Regions from separate parts of the Mus musculus genome. Here all the other regions are linked to region 3. A link is a loop called in an ENCODE intact Hi-C map of the cell type or tissue named here. Cell type or tissue: left cerebral cortex. All regions are shown on one strand. Each heading gives the region's core, and the rest is flanking DNA. Links, peaks and the distances in the headings are about the cores only.

Region 1 (6,063 bases), core at 305-4,304, 75 kb before region 3:
TCTCTGATATCCACATGTTTCCTTCATTTTGTTGATTTTCTTTGGATTACTTTAAATATTTATTCTTTATTTCTGTAATTTAAGTAGAATTCTAAGTTCTTATTGCTTGGAGTATATCCTTCTCCAGAAAAATTAGAATAGAGGATCTCTTTTCTAAGACACAAAATATAGCTGTAGGAAGGAGTAACCTACCCTTAACTTGGAAATTTGGTCAATATATACCTACTGGATGTTTACATTTATCTTTCATATTCTATTAATAAACAGCCTCTTTATCCAACAACAGAGTTTCTCAACCTTGACACTGTTAAAATTTGGCTCAAACCATTCTTTGTCACGTCAGCACTATGGAGTGCTCAGCTGCTGTGGTCTCTGCCTACTATGTGCAAGGAATATTCACCCACTTCTGCAGTCGTGACAATCAGAAGTGTCTGTAGATACCACTGAATGTTCCCTGGGAAGTAAAAGCCTCCAGAGAACTCCAGATTTCTCAGGAGGCAGGGGCAGGGGCAGGGGCAGGGGCAGGGGCAGGGGCAGGGGCAGGGGCAGGGGCAGGGGCAGGGGCAGGGGCAGGGGCAGGGGCAGGGGCAGGGGCAGGGGCAGGGGCAGGCAGAGCTCTGTTAGTTCAAGGTCAGCCTGTTCTATAAAAGTTCCAGGAAAGCCAGGGCTAGGTAAAGAGATCCTGTCTCACAACAAACAAACAAGACGTCCAGCTTCATATCGAAGCTTATAGACAAGCCTCTACCATATATGCAGAGTTGTAAATCAACTGCTTAGATAAAAATTGACATTAACTAAAACTATGCATGGGTGAGTATAGATACACTCTGCATTTATACATGAATTCATCATATGAAGAATAAAGTGATTTAGTGCATCTCATTCATATTATTTTATTCTTTAGAATATTTAAACTAAAAAGAAGTCCTAAAGAACATTGTACAAGTAAAAATCTAACAAAAATAACTACTAATGCAGTGTATCTATGGAGAATTTAATTGGGCCAGCTTTTTCACAGAATTTTAAATATTTGCCTTTTAGCAGTTAAAATTATGTTTTCATCATCATAATAACCTCCTAAAACTCTCCTACATGAACAAGAGGACTGAGGGAGAAGCTGACATTGTTTTGAAAACAGAATTTTATTTCCTTTTATGCTATTTGCTGCTTTGTCTGTTTAGAAGAGGACAGACAGTCAATATGGGAAGTGTGTTTAGCATGTAAGAAGAGTCTTTTTAGAAGAAACAGTTTCAAAGTGGAAAGGAACCTCTGAACCCCACCCCCACCCCACAATCCCACCTCCCCCACCCCCCTCCTCCAGTAAGGCACCCATTGATTCCCTGGGCGTTGTCTTTCCCTCTGCCTGCCCCTGTAAAATCTAAGTGACTAGTGTTAACTGTGAAATCATCTTTAGATTTCTAAAGCTTAGAACATTTTGTAACTCTCGGATACAATGTTCCCTTTCTTCTTTAGTCCTGCCAGGAGCTAACATGAAGCGTGTAAGTTAGTGTGAGGTCTAACTTTGCTGAAAAGTAACACATTTACATCAACAATTACAGAAACTGGCTCCAAGAAAGGATGAAGACCCTGTCAGTATCTGTCCTCCTTTCTTTCCTTATGTAAGCCCTTTCACGTATTTGGGTTCCCAAAGACAGTCTTATTTAGAGAGACAATGGCCCTTCCTGTTCTCAGGAACCAGCTCTTGAAGAAACCTGATTTTCTCCCAGCTGCTGCTTTCTGAGCATCGCCTTGCCAGCAGTGAGCAGATGGGCTCGGCCGTGTTAACAACCGAGGGAAGACTCATTGGTTCTGGCAAATGCTCAAGTACATAGCGCTGCTATTTTTTTTAAAGAAAATAGTTTAATTGTTGATCATTTTTGAATAAGAAGAGATTCTTTGGCTACCAAGAAACAATTTAAAAAGCTTACCATATATAAAATTAGTATTCCAACCCATCCTATAACTCTAAACACTGAAGGTGATTTAGTAAAGATTCTCTTTAACCTGGAACCTATTCCTTTCAAGGCTCTAGACCAATTTAAATCAATTGACATAACAGGCAAATAATACAATGGAGAATTTTACAAGACAATGTAACATTTGAAGGCTCCTTAAAATTTTAATTATGACTTTCAATAGACTTTTGTTTTTTCCCCCTTCCTTCCCTGTTCATCTCCACTTGCATAATCCTGGCTCACATCCAGCCAGTCTTAAAGAAAATTCTGCTCAGCCACCTACTCTCAAGTGCTCACCACGCTGCGTCAAACAGTAATTTTATTCAGCCATGACAGCTTCTGTCTTCTTCTGTGTTACAGTGCTATGAATTATAGAGCTGATAATTTGTGCATATAATAGAATTCCTAGGCGCATGCACACACACACACACACATAAAACACACTCATGTGCACATACATACACACACATATACATTCATACACATACACACACAAACACAATACCCACACATACACACATTTACACAGAGACACACAAACATACAAACATACCACATGTACACATACACACACAGAGGCTTGCATGCATGCACATAAACCCACACACTCATACACACTCACATAGCCACACACAACACTCACACACACACAGAGACATACCACACACACACACACTCCCTCACAGACTCCCTCACATACACACTCACCTCCAGAAAAAGTCCAATGTGATATTGTTCTACATACTATTTAGAAAGGAGACCCTGTGGAATGCTAGATATTTTTGGTGCCTGAGTTCCTGTTTGACCTTAAAATCGAACATTTCATCCAGATCCAACCTACCTCCTCTTTGTTCTAATGTTATGCCTTCTAATGCACAATCTTGAGGAGTGTGTCATTGTGTGGATGTGCGTAGTATTAGAGGTTGACCAAGATAGGTGGGCTCTACACTGTTGTTCCTGGTGTCATTTGCTAGGAAGGTTTAACATCTACAACTACTGGTTTTCACAAAATTGTTAGAAAATGCAGCAAGAATGACAGAGCTATCAGAAGGGGGAATGCGGGAAAAAGCAAAACCAGAGAGAATCCCAGACCTTACCAGCACTCATTTATTGCCAGGTTTAGGAGCCCTGCGAGCTTGCCAGCACTTCTGTTCCAGGCAGTCTCCCTAGTTCCTGCGTCAGGCCTGACCAGGTAGGATCAACTTCCCTTCCTTGCACTGCAGAAGCTGGGCTCCTTTCTGTGCCCATTTGGAGAGTTGCTTGGACATAGATGAGCCACACAGCTGATGCTGGCCAGGCCTGAGAACAGTGGGGGTCTACATCGTTTGTTTAACTCTCTGAACATAAACTTGGCAGAAGGCTAAGTTACCAAGCAACTGCATTTCTGACATAAAGCCTTTTAACAACCTTTTCCATAGATTACTAAAAGTTCCCAGAACAAATTCTTTCCTAGTCTAGTAAAGAAAACAGAAGTGGCCGGGGGGGGGGGGGGGGTGTAAGGGGGGCCAGGATGGAAGCAAGAAAAACAGGAAGAGACTTCAATGGAGACTCTTGAGTGAAGGGTGCAGGCATCCAGAAGAAGCAAGTACCAATGAAGGATGGTACACACTGATCGCAGCATGGCATTTGCTGCAAGACTGCAGGCTGCTGTGGCTTTCACTTATTTCACTTAGTGTGTAGGATTACATAGACTTTTCTCTCGGTTATAGTCACTCACACTCACTTCACTCACTTCAAGTACATGTACGTCTAATACGACATAATCCATGGAGTGAGTACGAAGCTAGCTGACTTGACAGTTTCATGCAAACAGACAAGGAAGAACTCGGAGGGGGGGGGGGGAGTGGGAACTCAACATCGGGGCAGCCAACCCTCTTTCCTTTCCCTGGCTTTGTGTCTGTCATGCATACAATGAATACATCATTTGTGGAGAATTTTTAAATAACAATAAATCAACCAAAACACAACCTGTCCTTTATTAACACCATAGCCAAAACTCTAAAGTCAGAATTGCCAGAATTTTCGCACGTACATCAACTTCCAACTGCTCTGACTGTGTTCCCTCTGCTTCCTCTCTTTTCCTGAAATTTACTTCTTATAACATTGTACTCCATAGAGGAGTCAGTTCAGACAGCCTCCAGTTCCAGTGTGAATCCCAACACTTCTCTGACTTGGCGGCAGGCTCAGTTGTAGGGTCCTGGCAGATGGGAGTCCTTCCTTCCGCAGAGCCTCCAGAATTCCATTTAAACGGTTGTTTGCAAACAACATAGGAAGAACGTAAACAGGAGCTCTGTCAATTATGTCATTGTGTATGGATACTTGGGGTTTGAAGCTCATGTTTAAAATGTAAAACCATGGTACACAGTGCGAGCTGTAAAGTATAAATTTCACTTGGCAAATGCAAAGTTATAGATGAAATGTGACATATTTCGCTGAATTTCAAAAGTGTTACCGTTGGAACTTAATCTTTATAAAATGGTAATTAAAGCTGTTGTAGAATTTAAAGGTAAATAAAGAGAACAATTGCCATGGCTGACTAGTTACGTGATTATCATAGAAAACAATTACAAGCAGGGGGAAGGTATTTAAAATGACTTGTTCTAGACCAGCCATGTGGCTAAGAGATCAAGGAGCCTGCCACCAACCCTGTTGACCTGAGCCATCCCTGGAGCCCACAGTGGGAGGCGGGAACTGAGTTCCACAAATTGTCCACTGACCTCCACAGGCACTTGGTGGCACACACATCCCCGTATACATGTGCATACACAAGTGCGCACGCTCACGAGCACACACACACACACACACACACACACACACACACACACACAAATTGATTAATTAATTAATTAATTAATTAATAACATGCACTGAGTGTGCAGATCCATTGCCTGTAGAGTCTCTGAACAGCCTCCTTTGGCTTGTGACTGAACTATAGGGAAACACAGCCAGAAGTGTCAAAGGGAGACGGTGGGATACCGCTCCCACTTCCGCTTGCAGAGGGTCCTGACTTGACCACATCCTTTGCTTGGATCAGAGTTCACAACTCCTATTGAAATTCTCTCCACACTGTCCTCTCTTCCCCTCTGTTCTAAATTATGGTAATGACGTAGGTAAGGTAGAAAAAAGCAAGTATTCGATACTGCTTTATCGCTTTATTCAGTGACTTAGTCCCAGCACTGCTTACACTGCCTATATGCTAAGCACGACTTCACTTGCTACCTGGGGGCAAAATGACCTGGAGAAATAGCCAAACAGTGGGTCATTGCCCTTAACAACCTGGTGACTGCCAGGTACACTTCTGTGAAGTCTTGCTGACTCTCCCCCCCCCCCCTCATTTTGTGTTTTTAAAACATAAATTGAGAATTCAGACTAGACCCAGCATCAAAACCTTTCAGCCCTCCTGGCTTCTGGTGACACCTCTGCTCTCACTGGTGTTGGAGTGACATTCCAGGAAGATTCCACCAAACTAATTGTTTGCCCCACGTGCCAGATCAACCCCAGGGGGGCAAAGAAACTGCTCTTAAACCTCATGAGTCTCAGGACCCTTCAAAATCTTTCATAGTTTCCATATGTCCTGCCCATATCTTTCAAAATTTAGTGCAACCCTGAAAGCTTTAGACATAACTATTTTTTTCCTGAGACTGTCTGTACATATACACACATAATGTATATATATATATTATATAGCTATATATGATTATTTGTACATATATTAAGGATATATATCCCTATAATGATATAATACATTTGGATATATATGGATATCCTTACTGTTCTTAGATCCAGTTTTCATAATTATTTATTACCCTAGATCTCAATGGAAAAATTTCATATGCCATTTTAAGTCTACAGGTTCTTTGGCTCTGTGAAGCACTTGGTATTAGTTGCTTAGCTATGCTTAACTAAGAAAGTGTAGAGCAATATCCTATGATGAGCTTTTAAATAAGTCTGCTGCAGCGCAGCCTCTAAACCTCACCCTTCTTGCTTAAATCCTTGCCAGTCCAGTCAGAAAATTAAAATCTGAAAGACTGCCTCATTTACACAATCCCTACCCTCTCAAATGCCAGGACTGTTTTTCCTCTCCTAGCAAAATCAGAGCTAATGAACA
Region 2 (6,063 bases), core at 919-4,918, 93 kb before region 3:
TTTCTTGAAAAAGAGATTCTACCATAAAGCTCTAATTAATACTGATTAATTAACATCACGCCCAGGTTACATTAATATAATACCCAGTTATGTTGAAATTTTCTGAGGAATTTGGAATTTTAAGAGTAATAAGCTGTTCTGATACATAGTTACCAGTAAAAAGGTGAGATTAACAGCTGCATATCATGGTGAACTAAGTTTACTTTTGAGGATAAAGGTTAGTTACTAACAACGATCATGCTCTTCTGAAAGTGGTCTAGCATAAAATACCCTTTGGCTCTTATGTTTTATAATAAATGGGTGCTATTTCAGCCCTGGGAACAGCTTGTATTCAAGGCTAATGGATTTCTCTGTATTTTACAAGGTTGTGGTGGTGTTTTTGTTTGTCTGTTTGTTTAGTACATTCAAGTTATACTTCCATTACTGACAAGTAACTGATCAAAAGTTCAGAAAGTTAATGTGATTATCAGAAAGCAGCTCACACATTTTGTCAGATTCTTAATATTCACTTAGCAGCTGCCTTTGCTTCCGTTTTGCTATAACAAAGGCCATTACCAAAGCAGTCTGGGGCAGAAACTGCAGGAAAGACCTATTTCACCTCAGAGGTCATAGTCTACCATGACAGGAAGTCAGGGCAGAAACTCAGTCCAGGCACCTGGAGGCAGGATCTGAACTGAAGCAGAGGCCATGGAAGAGTACCGCTTACAGGCTTGCTTCATATCCCCCTGCTCTCTTACGCAGCCCAGGATCGCCAGCCTAAGGGTGGCACCACCCATAGGGCACTGAGCCCTCCCAACATTAATCATTATTCAAGAAAAAGACTACAACCAACCAAAGGGTATACACGGGTGGGTCCATGGCTCCAATATTTATGTAGCAGAGGACTGCCTTCTCTGGCATGAGTGGGAGGGGAGGCACTGGGTCCTCTGGAGGCTTAACGCCCCAGAGAAGGGAGAATCTAGAGGGGTGAGGCAGGAGTGGGTGAGTGGGTGGGTGGGGGAACACCATCTTAGAGGCAAAAGGGAGACAGAGAGACGGAGGTCTGCAGAGGGGAGACTGGGGGACAACATTTGACATGTAAATAAATAAAATAATCATTTTTTAAAAATAGAAACTGTACAATAACACATGGCAGAAAGAGAGAGAGAGAGAGAGAGAGAGAGAAAGAAAGAAAGAAAGAAAGAAAGAAAGAAAGAAAGAAAGAAAGAAAGAAAGAAAGAAAGGAAGGAAGAAGAGAGAGAGACTTGCCCACAGAACAATCTGATCAAAGCATTTTCTCAATTGAGGTTCTGTCTTCCCAGATGACTCTAACTTGTTTCAAGTTAAATAAATAAATAAATAAATAAATAAATAAATAAATAAATAAAATCAGCCAACACTGTAACAAAAATAAAGTTATTCTTATCTATCAATATAGAAGGGGGAAAAAATCAAGACAGCTCCCAGCATGACCAACCTGTAACCATCCACACCTAATGAGCATGGGAAACAACTAGATCTACGGAACTGACAAAATGCTTAAGAGTGGGGTGGGTCCTCGGCATTTCTTAAGTACTCTTCAGGTACTGCTCTACAACCCCTCTCCTGACTTCCTTGTTTCTCCCTCTGCTCTCTGCTCTCTGCTCTCTGATCCCCTCCCCACTCCCTCTCCCGCACTCTCCTCCCCCACCCTCACAAGGACCCATGTAGCACACACTCATGTCAGGCTTATGTATTCAAAACTGACTTTAAAGTTCTGATCATCTTGCTTCTAGCGTCCAAGTGCTGGGACACCTGGAGTGTATTGAGCTAAGTAAAGTTTATCAGTGACCCTTCAGAAGCAAGGTGGTTTGCAAAAGGCAAAGCGCATCTCATTAAGTTGGCTGGCCCCCTTTGCTGCCTGCCTTAGGAAGTCCCCTGGTGACAGGCAGGAGGGAGAAATACATCCCTCAGATTTTCAACCATCTTGTGTTTAAATTTTATTAAATGATAACAATACTAGCCTTAACTAATAAAAATCTCAAGTATAACAAACTTTAACAGAAGGCATCCAATCCCTTCTGAGCTACCTCGGTGCTTCCCAAGCCATACCCCAGTATCACACAGGTGCTGACTCTGACTTCCCCGAACACATCTGAATTATTAATCAGTTCACTGCTTTCTAAGGGACAAATATCAAGTCTCAGAAAAAGAAATCCGATAACAAAGGTTAACGAAGCCTTCTTGTTCAAGGTGGTAAAACTGGTTACAAATGGAGAATGCACTGATGTAACAATGATTGTCTCAAAAACTTGACTGTGCCAAAGGTCAACTAGGAGTCGGGCTGCTGTGCCCTGAGCTGCCTCAGATGCATAGAGTCACCTACATGCCCAAGACCCTGTATGGCACTTACTGACGGGCAGTTTCGTCAGATTCCTAAAGCAAGTGATTCATATCCTACCTTAAACTACAGATTTATCAATGACTCAGCTCACCCGATCACAGAACTGTCTTATCCCACATTTCCATATGTGCTGTCAGGCTACACACAAGTAAGTACAGGGCAAGCACTCAGTGCCTCTCAGACTTAGTTTCCTCAGCTGCAGAATGAAGGGACCGAACTAGAGAAGAATGTGAGACTGCTCATAGTGAGAGATCCAGGGATTTCACAGCCATTACTCTTTCTTTTCTATTCTTATCATGTGTAACTACGACATAGTGGCTCTCCGTTACACTAAAGCACACAAATAGAATCAACTGGCTTCTCATAGTTCATAGGAAAAAAATTATTACTAAGAAAGATAATTTCTAAAGCATAGTTGGCGTTGATAATTTTTCTCAGGAGAATGAACATGACAAGGGCTCCCCTCTAGGAACCGTCCCCTCGAGACTAGTGACATAGACATGGTTCTTGTGTGGGGCCCAAAACAATAGGAACACTAGACAGAAAGGTGTCTGGGGAGGACCAAATGTGCATTACTCCGGAGAGGGCTAGGAAGCCCTGAAAGGCAAACTTCAAAGCAAGATTCTCCCGTGACAAATGTTCAACTAATCCAACTGAAAGGAAGGAACTTTCCCGTGTAGCCCGGGCATGTAGATGAAGCGAGCTTTGCTGAGCTCACACTTGAGTTTCTGTTGTGTACTTTTCCTTACGAATACTTTTGCCACTGAGAAATGAGTGCATGTGTCAAACGCTTAGCAAGCGAGGGACGTGCTATAAGTGAATCAATCACATGGCTCGTGGGAAGCAATTAATATGAACGTTTGATTTTCAATTCTGACAGTTCACATTGCAGCAGAGCAGCAGCCATGGCTACGCTCCCTGGTTTTCGTAAAAATCACATCCGATGGAAAAGATAAACGTATGTAATCCAAGGCAACAGCTTCGACACGCAGAGACCACGGTAGTGATCCTCGGGTGGAGCTTCCTGCCCTTATCCTGGTTACTTTTGAAACATATTCCACTTCAACACAAACAGTGGGGCACGATTTTCTACTTCTAGGTGCTGCAAGTTCTATGCTTTTCCTTCATGAGTCACTTCATAAAGGAAAAGAGGCCTTCTAGTCACAGAGATGTTAGAAAAGAAAACGCCACTAGACAACAGGTCACAACAGTACAAGTGAGAGCATCAGCCCAAGAGCATACAGGTATCCACCGAGCTGCAACTGACTCCAAGAAGACAGAAGACTGATCAATCAGCATTTGAAACCCAAGGGCCTCTCCCTCCCTCCCATCACCAAATGTTTGTCTGTGGTCACCTTCCTTCCCAGCATTAGAGATAATACCTCCTTTTATCCCGGCTCCTGTTAAAAATAGCATCCATCAAATCCTCCCTTTTCCGTGCAACTAAAGGAGAGGCAGTATATGAAGCACAAAGGCAGAAAGAAGTGGCAACCTTAAGTCTTTCCTTATTAATTTGTGTGAGAGTTTTCCCTACCTTACTCTACTTACTATCCCGTGAAGACAGAAGACAATGCACCACGGATTGCTTAATAAGGACTGGTTCTGGTATCTCTCTAGCAGTCCAAACACTTTTGAGGTTCCCAGGATGCATTTGCATATGTTTAGATGAGGGCGGCCTTCTTAGGGAAAATCAAAACGCAAAGACCCGAGCTGTCCAGCCCTCAGATTGCCCATCTCCTTTCTCCTGTAATTTCCCTCTCTTAAATAAGAAGCAGAAAAGTGGGAACCTACCAACTGTACTCACTATAAATGCTTGCTTGGTTCCTAAGGTCCCTTCAGGATTAAGCCTCTGGCTCCTCCTCCTCTGCTCCCCACCCTGGCTTTCCGCTTGTAGCCAAACAAGATAAAGGCCAGTGTCAGCTGCTCCAAGCTGGCAGGGCTGTGCAGCAGCTTAGGTGCTCGGTGACCTAACTCCCAAGTGAGGGCTGCTACCCAGTCCCTATTTGGAAGCCATTGTATATGTCACAGGCTGCAGTCACAGGCAGGGCTTTTGTAAACAGGCAGTGCCGAGTGTGAACTGGGCAAAGGAGATAGTTGCCAAAACACGGACGCCTAAGGAAACAAGTGCTCTGTGGACAGAAGACAGTCAGCCACCGCTCAGAACCAGGACGGTACTCCCCACAAACCAAGCATGTCTGAGGCCAGATAGAGTAAGGGTCACGGTGTGCTAGCTGTCAAAGCTGTCTGACTAAATGGGCTTGTGTGTTCCCTCTTTCCTCAAGAAACTGTTCCTCTCATGTCTGTATTCCATGATGTGAGAATCAGTCTCGTGATTGCATGAACCCACCGTAAGCTTGAACGCAGCCTTCCACTCCCTGCTTGCTCCACGGGGCTAATTTAGTCACATTAACACGTCTGCGTGCTACATGTCGCATCTTACAAAACAGAGGTAGAGGCGATTGTGTTAGGCGTGATCCCATCAATTCTGACCTAACAAACGGTCCTTTTTTTCTCCTTCCCTTTCATTTCCTTCTCTTCTATTCTGATAACCACTTGTCACAGAGCCCATTCATATCGACATTTAGAAAGGAAAAACGCATCTTCTAGACTATTTCAATTTTTGTCTCATAATTTGATTGCATTAAGGAAAACAAACAAACTCAAGAAGTACACCTTATACCTGAGTCTAGGATAGTAGAATGGTCTCTGCAAAGAAAGCACAAGACGAATGTTAGTAATCTGCTTAATTAAACGCCCCACCTACCTAGAGGGATGAGGTTCTAACTCATCTGGCTTTGCATCAGGATGCCTTCCTGCCTCCCTGGATCTTACAGGGTCCACAGATAGGAAATGAACAATTTTAAGTCTAATTGCTGCTGGCGACTTGGTAGTATACATTGAACTGAGGGATGGAAGAGACAGTGGCTGAGGCTCCAAGCGAAATCTCCAGAGCCACGACCTGCGCCTCTTCCTGTGCCTTCTCACCCACCGACCCTATGTTTTCTGGGACTCCTGGGAGTGACACTGTTCTGTCATGGGTCATCTTAGGTAAAGAGAACATCAAGCGCACCTGGGAAGGGGACATGTTGACAAGCAGGCTGGGACAGACCGACACAGTTTAAAGGCTCGCCCTGGAGCTAACGGCCCCTTTCTATGTTTTAATGTCCTCCCACAGACACATGGCTGATTACACCCGCCCCTCACTCAGATAGCCTGTGTGGAAATTATGCTTTTCCCCTCAGCCACGCATCAGTGTTGCGATGGCATCTTCCATCGCAATACTGTGCTTCATAAATCACGATTCTCCCTCGGCCCCTTCTCCCAGATTTTCTGAAGAACAGATAGCCAACCTGGCTAGGCTAGTCTCGTGTTTTCTTTCTTCCAGGACAGAAATAAGTCCTTGTCACCGAGATTCACTTGGCTATGTGAGGCAGTCGGCCACAAAGCCCGCCCCATCATCAGTGTGTATGTGGGTCACGACGAGATGGATGCTCATCACTTTTGCTCCCACCCCAAGCTGACAAAGTCACCTTTAAGTAGTAGGCAGCCACTTTTCTCTTATTTGAGAAAAATGTCTTGAGAAAGACTGGATTTGTAAAACACTCATCTTAAGATAGACATAGTGACAGGCAGAGCTCTGGTCCAGCCAGGGCTGCCAACAGGACTACATACAAACCTTGTCTGAAATATACAAAGTAAAG
Region 3 (6,063 bases), core at 866-4,865:
ATAGGTTAACAGTTTGTGAGACTTACACAGTCTAAACTTGGCCACATGGGCAACACAGTTTTGATAATATTCCAGTCATTATGTACAGCAAAATACTTGAAATTCTAGAAAATTTTCACTGAGGCACCAATAAATCCAGCCACAGAACAAACTCTCTCCCTCCCCCATACACACACACACACACACACACACACACACACACACACACACCACACACCCTTGGGGATATATTAAAACTACCGCAACTGAAATAGCCTTAGCTAGTAATTAAGGCACAGCTAATCAGAGTGCAGAGTGCAGCACAGGCTGTGGTCCTCCAAGAAACAGAACCCTGGGTGACAGCTCTTGCTATCAGGGCTTTGTTCTCCTGGAGCAAAAAAAGCACAAAAGCATAAAGTTGAGGAACTGTGGCTGCATGTTGTGGGGGTTGGGAGGATGACAGGTTTGCCTGCGCTGGGCGGATGTTCCGCTAGCGTGGCAGTCCACACCCGCCAGTGCCCTTCTCCACCCTCAAAGCATGACTTCACTTTTCTAACACTGCCCTTAAGGAATCTGGCCTCCGTGACTTCCAGTAACCATACGTTTCACCCAGGAGGAAGCAGCGGAGAGCACTGTTAGACAAAAGGGGGGAGAATTAAACCAGGAGAAAACCCACTAAACCGCTGCCTTCTGTTTCACTCCTAGCAATTTGTGTCACTGAACAAGTCTTTTCATGTCGCTTCTCGGGAGCAGTACTTCAAGGGGTTCTAACTACTTTCCCTTCCCCCATTAAGGCCTTTCTCCTCCCTTTTACCTGAGAGCTTCTGACTTGGCTGCGTTCACACCCAACGGTCCCAGCAGAGCTCTCTGTTCATACTATGCGTCACACACACAAAAAGCAGGCAGTGAGCATCCATACTACTAATTGCTCGTGGGAAGGCCAGGCCGAATTGACCTCTTCCATCCCATATAGCTGCACGCGAGCAATATAAGCTTAAAAGACTGGGAGTAGCATGTGTGTGGTGTGGGGTAAACAAACTAATTAAACCCCGAGCTGTACCACTCCGCCTAGTGCCTGTGCCTAATGGGACCGCTGTGCCCAACTCCATAGGAGAGAAAAATCAACGCAAGCTGGCTGGAGATGTTGCTTTTCCGGCTTCCTCTGAAATATCTGTTTTAGGCTCCATCTAAACTGTTTAGGCTCCAGCAATCTTAACTAATTACAAGCAACTCAGGGGGTGCTATTCTTTCCAGTAAGACTGTATAAATAAAAACTATCAGCTCGACTGCACTGAAACACAGGACCACTCCCTGACTGTAAGCCGGCAGATTGAACAACTGAACGGGCATGTGCTTTCTCTCCCCCAGTAGCAATCAGTTGCACCAAGGAAATTCATTTCATTTCCCAAAACAAAAGGCAATGATACCCTGTTCCATACTGACCTGTTAGACTGGTTTTTAGCAAATAAAATAGTAACGATTCTTAAAAGCAAGCCCTGGATTAAACGTAAACATCGTATGTTTATCTGGAGCTTTGGAATTGAGTTGAGGTTCCGGGTCCAGAGATTTGCATTCCTAACAAGCATCAAGGCCCCTGACATTTATCCATCACACTGGGTTGGGGCTAGAGTTAAGCATGAGCCCGCGGGCGGGCGGGCGGCAGCGCCACTGGCCTTTCCAGAGTCTCTCTCCCGGGTTATCCTTGACTGTAACTGCCGCAGAGGGGAGACTTGCTCCTCTCTCAGTTACAAACCAGCCTGGAAGCAACTCCAGCTTCAGCCTCTTAACTATGGAGGACATGAATTGAAGAGATTCCACACAAATCAAAAGGCATAGATAATTTCATCTGGTTTCAGTCTTAATGTTTTTAACAAATTATTTCTTGAACATGCAAGAGAATCCCCTTTCACATACACATAAGGTTATGTCAAATGCTTATTCAGCACTCATTCCTTGCCATGAAGAATCTGAAACCCAATGGAGGTAAATACTGAATTCCGTTCTGCAAGTCACTAAATATTTCATAAATCACAGAAGCAAATGGGACCAATTAGCCCTGCCTCATAAAAAAAGAAACATATCTTTACAATGTTAAAATACAATGAACTACACATTTCAGAGCTTATTTAGGCTTTTGCAATAGAAAATTTTCTGTGCTTTTTTTTTTTAATTCATGAGAATACTAAAAATAACAGGCGGAGACGGAGCAAGAAATCTTTGCATTTTGATTTTTATGCGACTCTCACAGGCCTTTGTCTTAACACAGCAGCCTGAAAACAGAATTAGGCAAAACAACCCTTCTTTCTCCAGTCCATTTTAAGCAGACAACATCCCCCCATCCCTGCCTTAGTAGACGCCACAGACTAACCAACAAAACAGCGTCGCAATTAAGGCCCAAACGTTTAACACTCACCATCTCCTGCTCCCAACGTCGCCTTTTGATGTTTACAGCACATCTGTAGGATGCAATACTAGGAGATGCCTTGTTTGACCTGCTGCATGATGCTGTGACATCAGTTCAGATGATGCAGCTCATTATGGGAAAGGCTGCTGTTGCTATGGCAACTGGGATGTGCTAGGAATCCTTGCTGCATTTCCAGTGGAGCCTGAGACAATACAAAAGCCCTGTAAGAAGCAGACAATATGCAAAATGCAGTCCAAAGAAACAGGGCTCCTCATTGGACTAAAATCTGTAAGTTTAAAAGGGGATTTCTTAGAATAATTTTAGAAAACAAAATAAAAATTACCTCTTCGTTTGCTGCTCTACATTGAGAGAATAAAGGTGCAAGTGGAATGTCGATTCAGTACTCAGAAAATACAAACTCGTATTCATGGTTCCCTATCAGGCAATTTGATCGCTCTTCTCCCTGGCTAGTAACGATACCTCTTTAAAAGTTATTAAAAAGAGGTTTAGTTCATCTGACAAAGAGAAAAAGAACAAAGCATGGATTTTGAAACAATTTAAAATGTAATAAACAGCTGACCAAGTGAGTCTAATTCTAAAGTGCACAGACTAATAATCGTCAGAACATGGGCAAAGCCTCCGCCAGCTAGGTCTGCCCTGAGGGTGTTCTCGGGTAGACACCACCCCACAGAGCCTGCTGCTGGAGAACTCGCTACCACTTAACCTTCAGGAGCAGTGAAAAGAGGTTGGATCCTAGAGACCCTTCCCCTATCTGACAGAGAACTCTTCCTACACATGGCCAAAAGGCAAGTATCTTCTGGGGTTAAAATCTGGAACAAGTGGAAGACCTGTAGAAGTTTCTTGTGACTGCCACTCACAACCCTTGGGGTTTGTTTTGTTCTTTTTGAGGCTGTAAGACTGCCTACCAAGGAGGCTATTACTCTCTCCCCTCCCCCACTGGACCTCTGACAGGCACATTAAAACAAGACTCCAGGAGGATTTCTCCAGTTAGTGAAAGGAAAGGAAATCCAAAGAAATCAGTCCTTTCTTTCCAGTGTGAAGCATAAACAAGCATCATGTTGTGACCCTGAGGAGAGCTAACCGTGGACCAGCTACCCATCTCACTCATCTAAGGCTTGCAGGCCACTGACAGAGAAAGGCACAGCCAAGCTGACCTACATCCATTCTGTCTCTACAGCTCTGAGAAAGCACAAAATTCCGAAACCTAATACAGAATGAGACAATTATATTGTCCAATCATCTCTTAATTGTCCCATACTTCTCTTAATCAGCAGCACAGGGGGTGGTGGGGTTGGAGGGGAGGCTCTGAAGGAACTCAGGCAGCCTCCTGTAAAGAAAAACTGATAAAATCAGAAGAGGTGCCACTATCCAGCCTTCCACAGAGCAGCCCTGCCTTGGATGTGAAGTCATGATTGCTCTTGCTTTTCCTAATAAGGAACAAGGAAGGGAAGAACAAGAGTAAAACCTGTGTATACACTCAGCAGCACAACAGAGCTTGACTCCCTTATCTTAGACCACATGGTACTCACACATTGAGAGGTCAGCATGGAACCACTGCAAAGCCCAGAGCACCGACCTGGGGCTCAGGAAATCTACCAGTGATGGTATTTCCTCCGAGAGCTCCTTCTGTGTATTCAGGGTTAGTAGCCTCTCTGGGGCTCAGGGGTTTCGTCTGAGGGAGGATAGACTTAGATAATAATCATGGTTTGCTAATAATATTTAAATTTTTTTTTCCTTTATGTTACAGAGCAAAGCTGGGCTTCCTTCACTGGGGCAGGGGTGAAGAGGCCCAGAGTCAAGACTGTTGGACCCTTCTTGGCATAATTATTAACCCTGCCTGCTATAGAGTACTGCTGGCCTCCCTGAAAAACTCTTAGGCCTCCAGAAATAAATAGGGTGAAAGCCATAGAGCTAGAACAAGATTAGCCTTTGCAGAGAAGGTTCCATAAAGAGAAGAGGGCAGGCCAACAGGACAGACAGATAAAAGAGAATGTCATTTTACCCAGTCATAAGGAGAATGAAATTATGTCATTTGCAGGGAAAGTGGGAAGAACTTACAGATCATGACATTTAGCAAAATAAGTCAGCCTAAGACAGACAAATCCACATTTTCTCTCAATCACACCTGAACACAGTTTCTCAGAATGAGAAAATGTCCATAGTTTCCCTTTCCAGATTCTAGGCATGGTGAGAAAGATCAGACATCTCAGGAAATCTGACATCAAGTCAGATTTTTGACATTCTAGGCTAGCTAAACTACATCTGGATCCATAGGCAGCAGGAAGAGACAGACACTGGGACTGGCTTGGGCTTTTGAAACCTCAAAGCCCACCCTCAGTGACACACTTCCTCCCAAAAGGCCACATCTCCTAATCCTTGTCAAGCAGTGCCACTCCCTGATGACCAGGCATTCAAACATAGGAGCCTATGGGGGCCACTCTTATCAGACCACCACAAATGGCCTGTTGGAAAACAGAAGTGCCAGCATTTAGGAATGTCACTGTTAACACACTTGTGCCATTAGCACTCAATTCTAAGCTCTAGGATCAAATGTTTGGGAAACAGCCAAGGTCACCCAGTGACTGAAGAAGGCCAAGCAGACAACACCCACTGCAGAGGAGATCAAGGAAGGCTAAAGGGCAGGGGATCGTTTCAGAGGCCACACTACAGCTTTGGGCAACAAGGTACAGATACGTCACTTCTTGAGAACAGAACTATGGTCAGAGGAGGGAAGTGAAGCAAGACCCTCACACTGAAAAATTAGAGAGAAGGAAGGCCTGAAAAATAACTTGTGAGAAATCACTTTTTTCAGCGTATTGATGACTTTATTTCTTTTTCATGTGCATAGGTGCTTTGCCTACATGTATATGTGTGCACCATGTGTCTGGTGCCCACAGATACCAGAAGAGGGCATTAGATCCCCTGAAACTGTAATAACAGACAGTGGTGAGCTGGGTGCTAAGAATGGAACCTGTGTCCTCTGGAAGAGCAGTCCATGCTTTTAACTGCTGAGACAGCTCTCCAGCACACGATATCATTTTAAGTGGAATTAAAACAGCTGGATAAGTGTCTCTAACTCTGAAATGTATTGAAAAAAAAAAAGAAAAAACAAGTGGAGACCACATGACACAGCAGGTATTGTCTTTCTGCTCCTTTCAGAGATGACTTTTCACTCTCAAGAAATGAGAGTGACTATGGGTAAAACCATTTGTGAACAGACAGGACGACATGATTTTGGATTCCCTGGCATTCACCTAAAAGCCTGTACCTGTCTCCCAAGAGCTGGGATAGGGAAGAAAAAGGGATCCCAAAGTCTTCCTATCTAAAAAATGTAGCCTAATGGTGAGTGCCAGGGCCAGAGAGAAGCTCTGTCTCAGACAAATAAAGCAGAGTATATAAAGATACTTGACACTGGCCTCTGGCCTCCACATGCACTCATATGGGCAACCACGCACATGTATGTGTGCACACACATCCACATACATGCACACACACCCACATACATGTGCATACATGCATACACTCATGAATTTCTAGGCTTTTGTGTAAATACAGAGTACAGGGCATATTAGGTAGATCACCTGGGATACATGTTCTTTGTGGGAGACAACAAAGGTATTTTCTTCAGAGAAGACGGGAGAAAAGAAAAGTCAGCAGGA
Region 4 (6,063 bases), core at 1,108-5,107, 120 kb before region 3:
TGTGTGATTGTCCCACACACCTATGGCAGAGGAAACCCTGTGGAAACCCTCTCTCCTTCTCCCACATCAGGCTTGGCAGTCACTGTCTTTGCTCACTGAGCCATCAAACCAACTCTAAGTATGTGTTTCTAAAACTGAAAAGATATTTAAAAAAGATAAATCTGAAATAATGAGCAATTTATCAAATTAAATGCCCCCAAATTTTTTTAACTTTTTAATTTTATATAAAAATTAATATTCCACGGTGACATATTTTCACCTTGGTCTGGTGGAACAAAGCATTCTGTTACCTCGTTTTCTACTGCTTTATAGTTGAAAATATTAGCAAGTTTAAGACCAAGTACTGCTGTGCATGCAAAGCCTTCCTCAGCAGGAGTCATAGAAGCTGCTCTCCATCCAGAAACCTCAGAGGCCTTTGGTTTCCTGCAAAAGCCAGGCACTCTCTCTTTGATTTCAGCACAGGATTCCCTGGAGGGGTTCTGACAGCTCCGGGGTTAAGAGCTCAGCTATAATTTAGGACATATGGATGCTAAATAAATGAATAAATGAGATTGGAAGATCAATTTCTAGCAGCTAGTGGACCTGTAAAACAATTCACGGCTAGTAAAGGTGTAAAGAACAGATGTCTGTGTCATGCTCAGTCACATGTGGGACATCTGTATCATACTCCAACTTCCCTCAAGGCTCAGGGACCAACCGTGGAAAGGACGTAGAAAAGAGCCAGCGGTCAAGGAAGACTGCAGTGAAATCATGTCTTCGGAACATGACCAGACTGTTGCACTCATGAACTCACTGTAGCAAAGACTGCCTGCATAAGACCTGCACAAGATCAAGCCAGTCCAGCACAGAGTCGGGAGGACTCACAGTCCCCCATCTGACATTGTTGACGTGGCCACAGCCGTGTCAAGGAGCCTCAAAGGAACCTTGGAAGTGTCGAAGCCTTCCCTGGGCAAGGCTCAGCCAGATAGCAGAACATCCCTCTGGTCTCAGTGTGGTTGTTGATAATATATACAGACAATGCCCACCTGTAGCTTCCCCACTCCCATGATTATGACCTACGACTGCTCTACTACAGAAACTGTTCCTACCAAGATTAGCCAAACTTGCCTCCTTATTCAGCCATGTGCAATCACCCTGCCTCTCTACTTAATGCCTGCCTCCCTTATATAAATAATCATGCTGAGCCCCCATGATGCTGCAGCTTCTCCATCAGAGAGCGCAGACCACCCCATCCCAGGTTTTCTCTGCCTACGTGTCTGTGTGTTTGTGATTTCTTCATCCTTTGCCCCTCCAGTTAAGTCAACCCCTGGAGATGTACAGAGTGTGGTCCCCACCTCTAGCTGAGGTACTGTTGACAGATGAGGGCTTCTGTGGGTAAGAGACTCAGTTTTCTTTAAGGCTATGGTGCCTGACTGGTCAACCACACATCAGTGGAAGGCCCCACATGCATGAGTATATGAGCAGCACAAATTAGACCAAAGTTATTTAAAAAAAAAAAGACACAAGCTGGGGTGGGGGGAGGAGTGAGGACAGATCTATCTGGAGGGAGGTAAAGGGAAGAGTAGGAAATGAAAATATCAAATATGTTATGTGTATATGTGAAATTCTTACAGAACAAATAGAAAGTAATTTTAAAGTTGAACATTCCAATGAAAAGAGGGACCATGAAGAAGTCTAGCAGTTACAGCCTCCCTGGAAGGGATTCTGAGGCCATTTCAGACAGAGCCTGGAGGTCCTGGACATCTGGCTGGTTTTACAGGCTACTCCTAATCTCCTGCATAACTTAAGGCTGCCTAGTCATTTGATTTCCTATTTTTAAAGGGAACTAAAATTCGAGGTGAACTAAAAACAGAGCGTCTTCCTAAGGAAGGTGACATGGCGTGGCTGCCATTTGTAAGGAGCAGATGCGATTTGTCGTTTGGCCCCAGAGTCAGCATGGACAGTTCTAGGATTCCTGCTGCCGTTTCAAGTGACTGGTAAGCAGCATTGTGAGGTCCGACTTCCACGTGCCTCGCTAGCCTTCATTAAGTATTCGTTTCAAGAATAGACTAAGTAAATGTCAGTTACCCAACACCAGCATGACTTTCACGTTCAAGACAGTAAAATCATCTCCTGACTGTACCCTTCAAAATGGGGGTGGGGTGGTGGGAGGGGGACCCTAAAGGAGACCCCGACTAGACAGTAAGAAGTCGGGGTATTGGGTTCCACCACCTGCTAGGAATGAGCCCCACTAGTTCATTTCATGTCTCTGGAGTCTTGTGTTGTGTATAGAAAGAACAGAATAGTTGGATGGTCTGTCATCTCATTCTCTCCATTCTAACACCAAAACCAAAGTCACCTCACTTCTCTCAGTGTCCTTGGAGAGTTCTGCCTTCCTATTAGCAAATGCCTATGCCTACAATCACAATGATTCTGGAGCCACAGGCTCTACCCCATAAGGAAATCTCCTGGGCCGCAATCTTACCCCGATCTCCACAACTATTCTTTCTTTTGTGTTAAACTAGATAACAACATATTCGTGGTTCCCACCCCTGTCCTTACAACTATCATACAAATTAATATAAATACCATACATGGCCTTGATGTTTTATTTTTAAAGTATTAGTATGTTTATATTACTTGTATCTCGTGATTACCCAGTAAGGGACAGGGTAAGTATTCTAATGGCTCTAGTTTAAATGGCAAAGTTCAGTGACTCACAGCAGGCCAAAGGAATTACAGTCATTTGATACAGTTGCTAAAGGGTAGCTTGGAAATATGAACCAAAATTGGACAATGTAGACCAATTCCAATTTTCAACATTTAGATAAGTATACGAAGGCAAATATGCAAAAAAAAGAGTCAAATTGTTTTCAAAACAGGGAAAATAGAAGCAATCTATATATTTATCCGTAGATAAGTGAATTAAGGACCATCCAAGCAGTAGAACACAATGGAGCACTTATAGTAAGAGCAAAGGACCCTGTATGATACAGTAGAACTATGGAGAGAAGGTAAGTTAGCCTGCTCTACAGTGTGGCTCCTCCCCTGGGCAGAAGCCGTTCTCTGGGCTTTCCAGTCCAGTCCGACACGCTCTACCCTTACTGTGTTTGAGCATGTAACTGAGTTTTTGTTAGTTTAAGTTCATTTTAATTAATTTAAATTTAAATAATCGCATGTGACCAGACGCTACCCTACTGGACAGGATGGTGAGATAGACATAGATATTTCACGTGTTACTTTATAAACAGAAAAGTATGTAAAAATCAACACAAACACCACGAACAACAAAAAGCAATCGGGACCACATCTAGAGGACAGCCAGGAGATACAGAAGAGATTTAGTCAACAGAAACTTCTCCAGAGACGCTGCTGTGCGGGGAGCAGGGTGTGGTGTATGCATGTGGTTTCCATACCGTGCATGACTGTGCTCCTTGGAAAGTTTCCTAGATACCAGTCCACACGCCCACAAATAAACAAGAGCATGCCAAGAAAGCAGCGTCCTCTGTTGCAGCTCCCCAGGAGATGAAGAAGAGAGGAGGATCATGGGAGGGAGCAGAAAGTAGAAGCTGGAACCCTGACAGCAGGGTCCTTTTTCCTGAGAGGGTAATAAATTATTCAGCTCCCAGAATGGATTTGTGGGAAGTAGGAAGCTTGTGTTTTCTACTTACCAGCTTTGAGTATATCAAAATGGAGAACTCAACAACACACCGTATTTTCTCATGTAGCAGCCAGCCTAAAAGAGAGTCTTGAGAATCGTGCAAACCAGCTAACAGTTAACGTAATTTTTGACCTACACAAAGCATGGGGTGGGGGCTGGGTTGTCTGTTGCAGTGTTTCCCAAGTCTGATCTGTTTGCAGATAGGAAGCCTTTCTCCGTCAAATGAGGTTTTCATTGCCAGATTGTTAGACAGCTGAGAAAAAAGATAATAATCAAGCTCTCTCTTTTTTTTCATTTGTGGTTTTCTCAGCTTGGGTTATTAGAAATGAAACATAGTAATACTTCATTAGAGATTCCGGAATCAGAGAAGCTTCCTGGTGCTGGGCACATCGCTCAGTTAATTCAGCGCTTGTCTGGCATGAACAAGGCTCCAAATTCAAACCTCAGTATCTAGGGAAAAAGTAAGAAAGGGGGCAGGATGGTATAGAGGGGTGAGGGAAGGAAGGAAAAGAAAGAGGCAAGAGGAAAAGGAAGGGAAAAATAAGCTGGAGAGATGGCTCAGTCAGTATAACATTTGCCTTGGAAGCGGGAGGTCTTGAGTTCGATCCCCAGAGCCTACAGAAAATCACGGGTGTGGCGGGTGTGGCAGTACATGCTAGTGATCCCAGAATTGAGGAGGCTGTACTGACTGAAGCCAATGGAAAGACCTGTCTGAAGGTGTGCAGCAACTGAGTAAGGACACCTGAGATTAGCCTCCCACAAGCCCATGCAGGCGTGTGCACACACGCATGCCTTCACACCCTCCCCAAACACATCACAAGGAGCTTTATCAGCCCAGTTGACTACATTGGTCCAAGTTTATCATTCCATTTTGAGTGTGTGTGTGTGTGTGTGTGTGTGTGTGTGTGTGTGTGTATGCTCATGTGCATGCGAAGTTACATGAGCACAACCAGGGACGGATATCTGGTGCTCTGCTCTGTGATGTTCTGCCTTATTCCCTCGAGGCGGGGTCTCCCAATGGACCTGGAGCTAGGCTGGGCCAGCAAGCCCTAATGACACCCGACAGCCATATAGACTCTGAGGTGACAGGTGTTCATGTGTGAGCATAGTTAGCTTTTTACACGGTTCTGGCAATCTGAACTTAGTCCTCAATACTTGTATAGCTAAGCTCTCTTACCTGCTGTGCGATCTCCCTACCTTAAACTATATCATTCCTACTAAAATAAAACAAACCAAGACAAGAAAGCTATAAAGGAATTTCTCAATGTCACTTTTTAGCGGGAAACCAAAAACTTTCATGGAGAGTTAAGGAAAGAGGAAACATTTGGTACCGATGTACTTTGTTATATGGAAATGAGGTTTTAGGTGCTAACATTAAAAACTGCACTATCATTAATGCTGAGGAAGACTTAGAGACAACCAGTACTGCGTACAGGGATCTCGGTGTGAACACACGCTGATGTAGGAACACAGTGTTCTGTGGGGTTTGTTTTTATCTTGACAGGAAATCAGGTTTATTTTTATCATATTCTATTGACCACAATTTCGAACAATAAATAGCCTGCTTCTTTTAAGCATGGCTAAGGATAATTTTGTTGTGTTTTAGTATCTATCAGTAAATTATATAGGAGTCTAACTATGATTGGTAGTGTATATACTTGCCACTAATCTAGCACATGTATCCATGTATTCACTTATTAACTAAAGTCACAGGAGTGGCAGCAGTGTTTTGGTTGGGAAACTGTCACAGTTATATTTACTAAGATTTATGTGATCTTTGAGAAATTTCAGAGTTTTACACAATGGTCCTTCTTGGTTTTAACAACAGCCTTCCAAGTAAGATATTTACAACTAAAGATATTAAGACTCACAGAAGTTATCGTACTGTTTGGTGTCTAATTCCTAGTAAGTAATAGAGACCAGACCATAAGAACCAGGCCTGCATCAGCATACGCAAGCAGTTCCACTCAGCCTTGCTCTTGGTCACCCTGACACTCGGGATGACAGGAAACCAGGAATCACAACCCTTTGGGAGACTGAAGAATCCCCATTGTGAGCTGTTGAGACTGACGGCTGAGTCTCATTCTCTCAGGGTGCTTTTGAAATCTCTGAGGCAGCTTGTACTAAATGAGCCATCATCTAGGAAGCAGGCTGGGACATCCCAGTATACACTGAACACTCGACAAGACAACTACTAGAGTTCAGAATACCCTTCATTGCCATGGTAGTCACAGCCCTCATGGTTGGGACCTGACCTTTAGGGTTGGGGGCATGGCTCAGCTGGTAATATGGTTGCCTAGTAGTCACAGCCTTCTGTGCTCCATCCACAGCTTTGCGTACATGGGAGGTAGCAGGGCCTGTGTTAATCCTAACACTTGGGGAGAGGGTGGGGGCAGTAGGATCAGAAGTTCAGGGTCATCCAA
Region 5 (6,063 bases), core at 1,087-5,086, 81 kb before region 3:
CTCTCTCCACTTGCCACCACCTGAGCTGGGCTGCGGAGAGAAAGAGGAAGCTGCAGTTTCCAGGAGGTCACAATCTGAGCTGCTCTCTTACTCTGCGACTCAGCTAAGCCTGTAGCCACGCCCCACACAGGGGAGCAACTCGCGGCATTCACCAGCAGTTTGGTGGCATGGAAGATGACTGTGCACCCAACGTTTCCATTTTTCATGTCTTTCCCCTGTAGGCAGTAGTTTCTCATAATTGATGTGGCAATCAGAAACAGCGGGGCCTTCTCAGTAACCTATGTCTGTCTCCTTTTGACTCATGCACCACATCGCAGTCAGATCCATCACATGACACAGCTACTTTTGTTCCCACTTAGTCATTTACAGCAGCTACAAAAGAATCTCAGATACAGTCTGCTCGCTGTGGCTTCTGTTTATCGCACACTTTGCCGTGATCCTGACGTTGCTAACAGTTCTGAATGATTCAGGAGCTGACATGCCTCCTGGAGGTCCTTTGAGTTTCTTCAGCAAGAAATGCTATTTTGCCTGCCAGTTAAATGAGTGATATGGAATATTTGTAACAGTCAGCTGCTTCAATTTTTTAAAAAATAATTTGGGGGTGATCTATAATAACCTGATTCTATGTGGTAAGGGTTCTATTTCATTCTTTTAACATATAATAGAACACCAGTAGCTGGAAGGCTACAGTTTCCCTCCTTCAATGTGAAAATTGATGTGATTTTTTAAAATTAGAATACAATTACATCATTTCCCCTTCCCTTTCTTCTCTCCTATTCTTCCTATGTATTCTGCCTTGCTCATTCTCAAATTGACTACCTCTTTCTCTTTAATTGTAGTTGTGGGATGTGTGTATGTGTGTGTATCTCAAAATATAAATGCGATCTAAACAGTCCACAGAATATTACTTGTACATATATGATTTCAGGACTGACCACTTAGTAATTAGATAACCAATTGGAGAGTCTTCCCTGGGGAAGACGATTTCTCCTGACCTCAGAATTCCTTAGTCACCTGTAGGTTTTTGTCTAGAGCTGGGGCCCCATGAGCCCTCCCCTTTCCTTCTTAACATGTGTATTGATATCATACTTGTTTAAGTCTTGTTTAGACAGCTGCGTTGATGAGACTTCAAGAGTGCAGCCTCTGTGACATTTCTGGGAGATGCAGTCTCGCAGCAACCTTCCTGATTTCCTAGCTCCTACAGTCTTTCTGTTTCCTTGTCTGCTATGATCCCTGAAACTTAGATACCGGAGTTGTGTTGTAGATCTATTGGTTGGAGATGGGCTCCATACAATCACTTATTGTCTGCATTTGTATCAGTTGTAGTTTCCTCTAATGGTCTCCATCTGTTCTTTCTTTAAGGTGAAACATATTACTTATCTCTGTGTATAAGGATAAATATTTAAAATGTAGATGTGGATAATGCTGGTTGAGTCAAGTGACAGTTGTAGGTTCTTCTCCAAGGTTCATTATTTTACTAGCCTGAGGTAGTTGACTAGGTTTCCAGGACCAGGCGTGGTTTTCCTCTTGTTGATCAGATCTTACATTCAGGTAAATAGCTGAAGGTTACTACCAAGACATGAGCACCACTATTATACCCTTTGGAATACTGTGCCACTCTGGTTCTTGTGGTTCATAGTTGTCGTTGATGGGCAGGGTCCCTTCGAGGGTTGCTTCCCTCCCTTAGAGGTTTCTGTGGTGGTTCTGGTACCATGAAAGATAGACCAGAGGGGAAGGAGATTTTCAGGGTAGATCAAGTTTGGATCCTCAGAATCCTGTGTCCAAAGTGTTTAGTGTCTTCAGAAATAGGAGTTTGTTTTCATCCTCTGGGAGGTAATGAAGAGCAACTGACATAGCTCATGTTTATGATATGAAATTTCTAAAGAAAACAATTAGCCCTATCTATAAGAATCAGAGGGATATGCTAGCTGACAGTTTAAGGGGAGAAGGGGATGGTTGGCTCCGTTAAATTTGCATTGACCAAAGTATTCTGGCAAAAAGTGAATCAGCATGAGCTCACCCTTTATGCCCCCCCCCCCGCCCCGCCCACACACACACTCCCAACAGCTGCAGCTCCTAAGCTCAGTGTCTTCTCACCTGAAAAGAGCAGCCTCAGCACTTCTCAGTCAGGTTTCCCAAAGGATGCTTTAAAGGAGGAAATGCCTCGCACTTAACAAACTTCGTCAAAATGTGCCGAGATGTATCCATATCTAAATGCAGCAAGGTTTCCATTACAACAGAAACCTGGCGTGCAGGAAGAACATTGTCCCAAACTCAGATTATAAAGCAGTCACTTGAGTCAAATAGCACTGGGTTTTATTCTTCAAGGACTTATAAAGAAAAAAATAGACAAACTGGGCTTCACAAAAACTTAAAACATTTGTAAACAAACAAACAAACAAACAAACAAAAAACCCACCCAGTATCAACACAAAAAACAGCAAGAGAAATACCAATAAATAATGTATATGAAAAAGGATCAACAAATAGAACATACAGAAAACTTAAGGACACAAAAACAAAAACAACCCAATTTTAAAAATGAGCAAAGAACTAAAATATATATTTCTCCAAAGAAGGTATAAAATGGCTAATAAATCCACAAAGCATTATCAAACATCAGCAACCATTAGGGAAACGCTCACCAAAGCTAGAAGAGACTACCTCCCCAACAAACAAACAAGCAAGCGAAAGCATGAGGGTGTAGAAATATCAGAACCTTTATGTTAACATAAGTATGAAGCAACCCAGCCCTGTAGGAAACAATGTGGCAGTTCTGGAAGAAATTAAAAATAGAATCAGCAGCCAGAAAAGATCCAAGAAAAAAAAATTCCCTTTTTGGATACAGAGCCAAAAAGGAACGAAAACATCCTCAGAGAGAGAAAATCGTGTACTCGTGTTCAATAGCAGCAGTGTTCACAACAGCCACAACATGGAAGCAACCAGGGCTCATCCATCAGCCGATGAATGGATAAACAAAATGTAGTAAATACACACAATAGGGTATTATTCAGGCTTAAATGGGAAAGGCATTCTGACACAAGATGAATGAACCTCGGAGACAGTATGCTAAGTGAAACAAGCCTATCACAAAAGGACACATACTCTATGATTTCACTTAGACAGCCAAAACCACAAAGACGGGCAGTAAAGTGTGGGTAGTCAGGGGGTGAGGGAAGGTGAATAAGGAGTTACTTCTTGGTAAAGTTTACAGACAGGGAGTAAGATGTTTGTGGGGATGGCTACACAACGATATGAATGTTTTTAATTCCACCGAGTGATTAATTTTAAAATTATTCTTACCAAAAATGCTTATAAAGAAGAAAAATATATTTTTGCACATGCATGAAATTCCCGACATATAAATATATCTAAATAAAGGTGATCTTTATGATAAATTCATGTCACGTGTCTCTTAACAGAATTGTTAATAAGTGAGGTCTAATAATAAAATCAAGGGAGTGTCAAAAATCATGAAAGTTCGAATTCTATAGATCTAAAATTTCAGCTAAATGAATATTGGATCTCATATTGATACATGAATTGATTTCAAGCACAATTCAGGACACAACCTAAAAACACATAATCAATATTGTGATTGTTAGTGTTAATTGTCAACTAGACAGAATCTAGAATCACCCGGGAGACAGGTCTGGTCCTGCCTGTAAGGGATTTTCTTGATTACGTTAATTGAGGTAGGAAACAGCATCTTAACTGTGGGCTGCACCATTCCCTAGGCTGGGATCCTGAACTGTGTAATGGACCATAGATAAACATGGTGAGACTAGTATTCACTGTCCTCTGTACCTTATTGTTGACTTATTGTGAACAGTTGCTTCAAGCTCCTGCTGTCTTGACTTCTCTGACTGTACCACAGAACCGTGGGCAGGAATCAACCCTTTCTCCTTTGAGTTGTTTTTTGTCAGAGTATTTTGTCACAAACGGGAAAAGAAGCTTAGATAACAACCAAGAAAATTTCTCAGTACTACCTGAATATCGGCATCATTTCAACATCTGCCCAAACCCTGGAGAATGTGTGCTGCCACAGAAATACTTTAGGATGGCATTATCTCAGAGCTGCTGTGAGTCACTGTCTGTAAGGCATTAGATCTCCCAAAGAATATGTAACCATGAAGACTTGACCATACACACTTCTTAGATACTAATTCTTTCTGAGTACCAAGAATATCTAAGTCCCTAAAGTACTGGAGACACATATCTAAACTCTCATCCTGGATTAACCCTTTCCTCTCCAAGTTTGTTTTGGTCATGGTGTTTTGTCACAGCAATAAAGAGCGAATCAAAGTCATCCACTGTCACCAACCATTTCCCTCCCCTAGGACAAAACTGGACAGACATAGAAACCACTCAGAAGTTTCAGTGGGCCATACTCTTTCTCAACTTGGCTATAAAATGTAAGTGCTTTAAATATTTCTTTATATTTTGCATTACCTCAAAATATTCTCTTAACAGTAGAAATAACATATATTAATATATACATGTATGATAATAAATGTCTACTATGGGATAAGGTTAGCTCAAGTGAGTCTTTTTTCTCTATCAAAATGCAAACAAGCAGGTCAATGAATTCTGCTGCAAAATTTCATAAGGGGAGCTCTGTCAACCAGGAGAGTAAAACCTCCTCCTGAAGGGATGGACGTTCTCAGAGTAGAGTAAGCAGAACATCACGCCCTCAGAGGGGACTGTTTGACCTAAGTTCTGCAATGTACCACGGACACAATACTTACAAATGGCTATATCTGGGAACTCTATCTCCAACCACCATTTTCTGAAACTGAGCTACTAACATTAGCTTCTTTTTGTTGCTGTTGTTGTTGTTTCTTTTTTTCGGGACAGGGTTTCTCTGGACAGCCTTGGCTGTCCTGGAACTCACTTTGTAGACCAGGCTGGCCTCGAACTCAGAAATCCACCTGCCTCTGCCTCCCGAGTGCAGGGATTAAAGGCGTGCGCCACCACGCCCAGCTTCTAACATTAGCTTCTGATAAGAGCTAATTTTATAAAAGTCAGTATTACATAGTTTGGGGTTTTTTTTTTTTTGTCTTTTGTTTTTTGTTGTTTTGTTGTTGTTGTTGTTTTGTTGTTGTTGTTTTGTTGTTTTTGATGATGAGCCAGAACTGACACACGGGCAATTAAAAAACACAATAAACAAACAAAACAAAAGCAATATGTCTACTCTTAAAGATCTCTGGGTAATTGGCAAAGTCAGAAATGAGGAGTTGTGTTAAAAGAAATAACGTCTAAGAAGATGTGTAAGCTAAATCCTTAGCTAGCAATGGAGAAAATAACAGGCAGATTTACATATAGGAAGACCGCCCAAGTGCCCAGAACCAGTGGCATCTATTCAACCTAGGTGTGAGGTGAACGTGGTCAAAGAATAAAATCTTCTGGAAGCCAATTTAGTTATTTATGTATTTAGGTAAATTATATTCATTGTTAGAAAATTATTTTATTATAACTACTAACAGAATAATGGTACATGCTAGTGAGACTCACTTTACGCTTTCCATACATGCATGTAACATGCATTAATCATAATGTTCACTCTCCACTCTCCCCTTTCCTCTTCCAACTCCTACACAGTTTCCAACGTTCCTCCTCCACTCTCAGCTCCTCTTCTTGGTTTTGTTTTTTGTTTTTTTTTGTTTTTGGTTTTTTGGTTTGTTTTGGTTTGGTTGTTTGTTTGGTTTTGAGTCTTTACATTTAAAAAAAAGAAGTGATATTTGTATTTCTGGCTTGTTTCACTTAATACAATATTCTCTAATTTTATCCACGTTCTTAAAATAATAAGATTTCCTTCTTCTTTGTGGTTAAATAATACAGGCACGCACATGTACAAGCACATAACAATAGCATAATATTTATGGGTGTGCAGGCATCTCTAGTGTTTGCTGCTTTGAGGCATAAACCCATAAATGACACAGCTGGATCGCATGGTACTGTATTTTCAGTCTTTAGAGAACCCTCAATGCTAATTTCTATAGAATCAGGACAAGTTTACATTCTATCAGCAGTGTAGAGGGTTGCTTATCCTTCACACCCTTG

The links. Hi-C counts contacts between places; a loop is a spot of excess contacts. Peaks named below come from ENCODE experiments on the same cell type or tissue, not always from the same donor. Only the 100,000 strongest peaks of a DNase experiment are listed, where the experiment ranks them.
Region 1: a loop joins it to region 3, with 3 times the contacts of the local background. A loop is called at or near these places in 5 of 42 quality-filtered maps.
Region 2: it touches region 3 in a loop (1.9-fold over the local background); 5 of 42 quality-filtered maps call a loop at or near these places.
Region 4: it touches region 3 in a loop (2.3-fold over the local background); 2 of 42 quality-filtered maps call a loop at or near these places.
Region 5: a loop joins it to region 3, with 4 times the contacts of the local background. A loop is called at or near these places in 7 of 42 quality-filtered maps.

The regions. Positions count from the first base shown.
Region 1 is chr12:52,770,221-52,776,283 of GRCm38, reverse strand. All of the region lies in intron 1 of Akap6 (A kinase (PRKA) anchor protein 6), which reads right to left. Among named protein-coding and RNA genes, the nearest start is that of Gm51971, 25 kb to the left of the region's middle. In left cerebral cortex, for the core only: no CTCF peak of the experiment used is centred there; DNase peaks (open chromatin) are centred at 2,224, 2,542, 3,074, 4,097 and 1 more place; H3K27ac peaks cover 2,349 bases.
Region 2 is chr12:52,788,888-52,794,950 of GRCm38, reverse strand. All of the region lies in intron 1 of Akap6 (A kinase (PRKA) anchor protein 6), which reads right to left. Among named protein-coding and RNA genes, the nearest start is that of Gm51971, 6.8 kb to the left of the region's middle. In left cerebral cortex, for the core only: no CTCF peak of the experiment used is centred there; a DNase peak (open chromatin) is centred at 2,437.
Region 3 is chr12:52,695,772-52,701,834 of GRCm38, reverse strand. Akap6 (A kinase (PRKA) anchor protein 6) reads right to left here and starts at 2,452. Exons shown (of 14, transcript NM_198111.2): 1 at 2,393-2,452. In left cerebral cortex, for the core only: no CTCF peak of the experiment used is centred there; DNase peaks (open chromatin) are centred at 1,022, 1,297, 1,703, 2,528 and 1 more place; H3K4me3 peaks cover 2,279 bases; H3K27ac peaks cover 2,317 bases.
Region 4 is chr12:52,816,179-52,822,241 of GRCm38, reverse strand. The region is part of intron 2 of Akap6 (A kinase (PRKA) anchor protein 6); the gene reads right to left. It overlaps Gm51971 (a long non-coding RNA gene), which reads right to left. Exons shown (of 2, transcript XR_003950181.1): 1 at 3,651-6,063. Among named protein-coding and RNA genes, the nearest start is that of Gm51971, 20 kb to the right of the region's middle. In left cerebral cortex, for the core only: no CTCF peak of the experiment used is centred there; a DNase peak (open chromatin) is centred at 3,443; H3K27ac peaks cover 404 bases.
Region 5 is chr12:52,777,277-52,783,339 of GRCm38, reverse strand. The region is part of intron 1 of Akap6 (A kinase (PRKA) anchor protein 6); the gene reads right to left. Among named protein-coding and RNA genes, the nearest start is that of Gm51971, 18 kb to the left of the region's middle. In left cerebral cortex, for the core only: no CTCF peak of the experiment used is centred there; DNase peaks (open chromatin) are centred at 2,122 and 2,865; H3K27ac peaks cover 632 bases.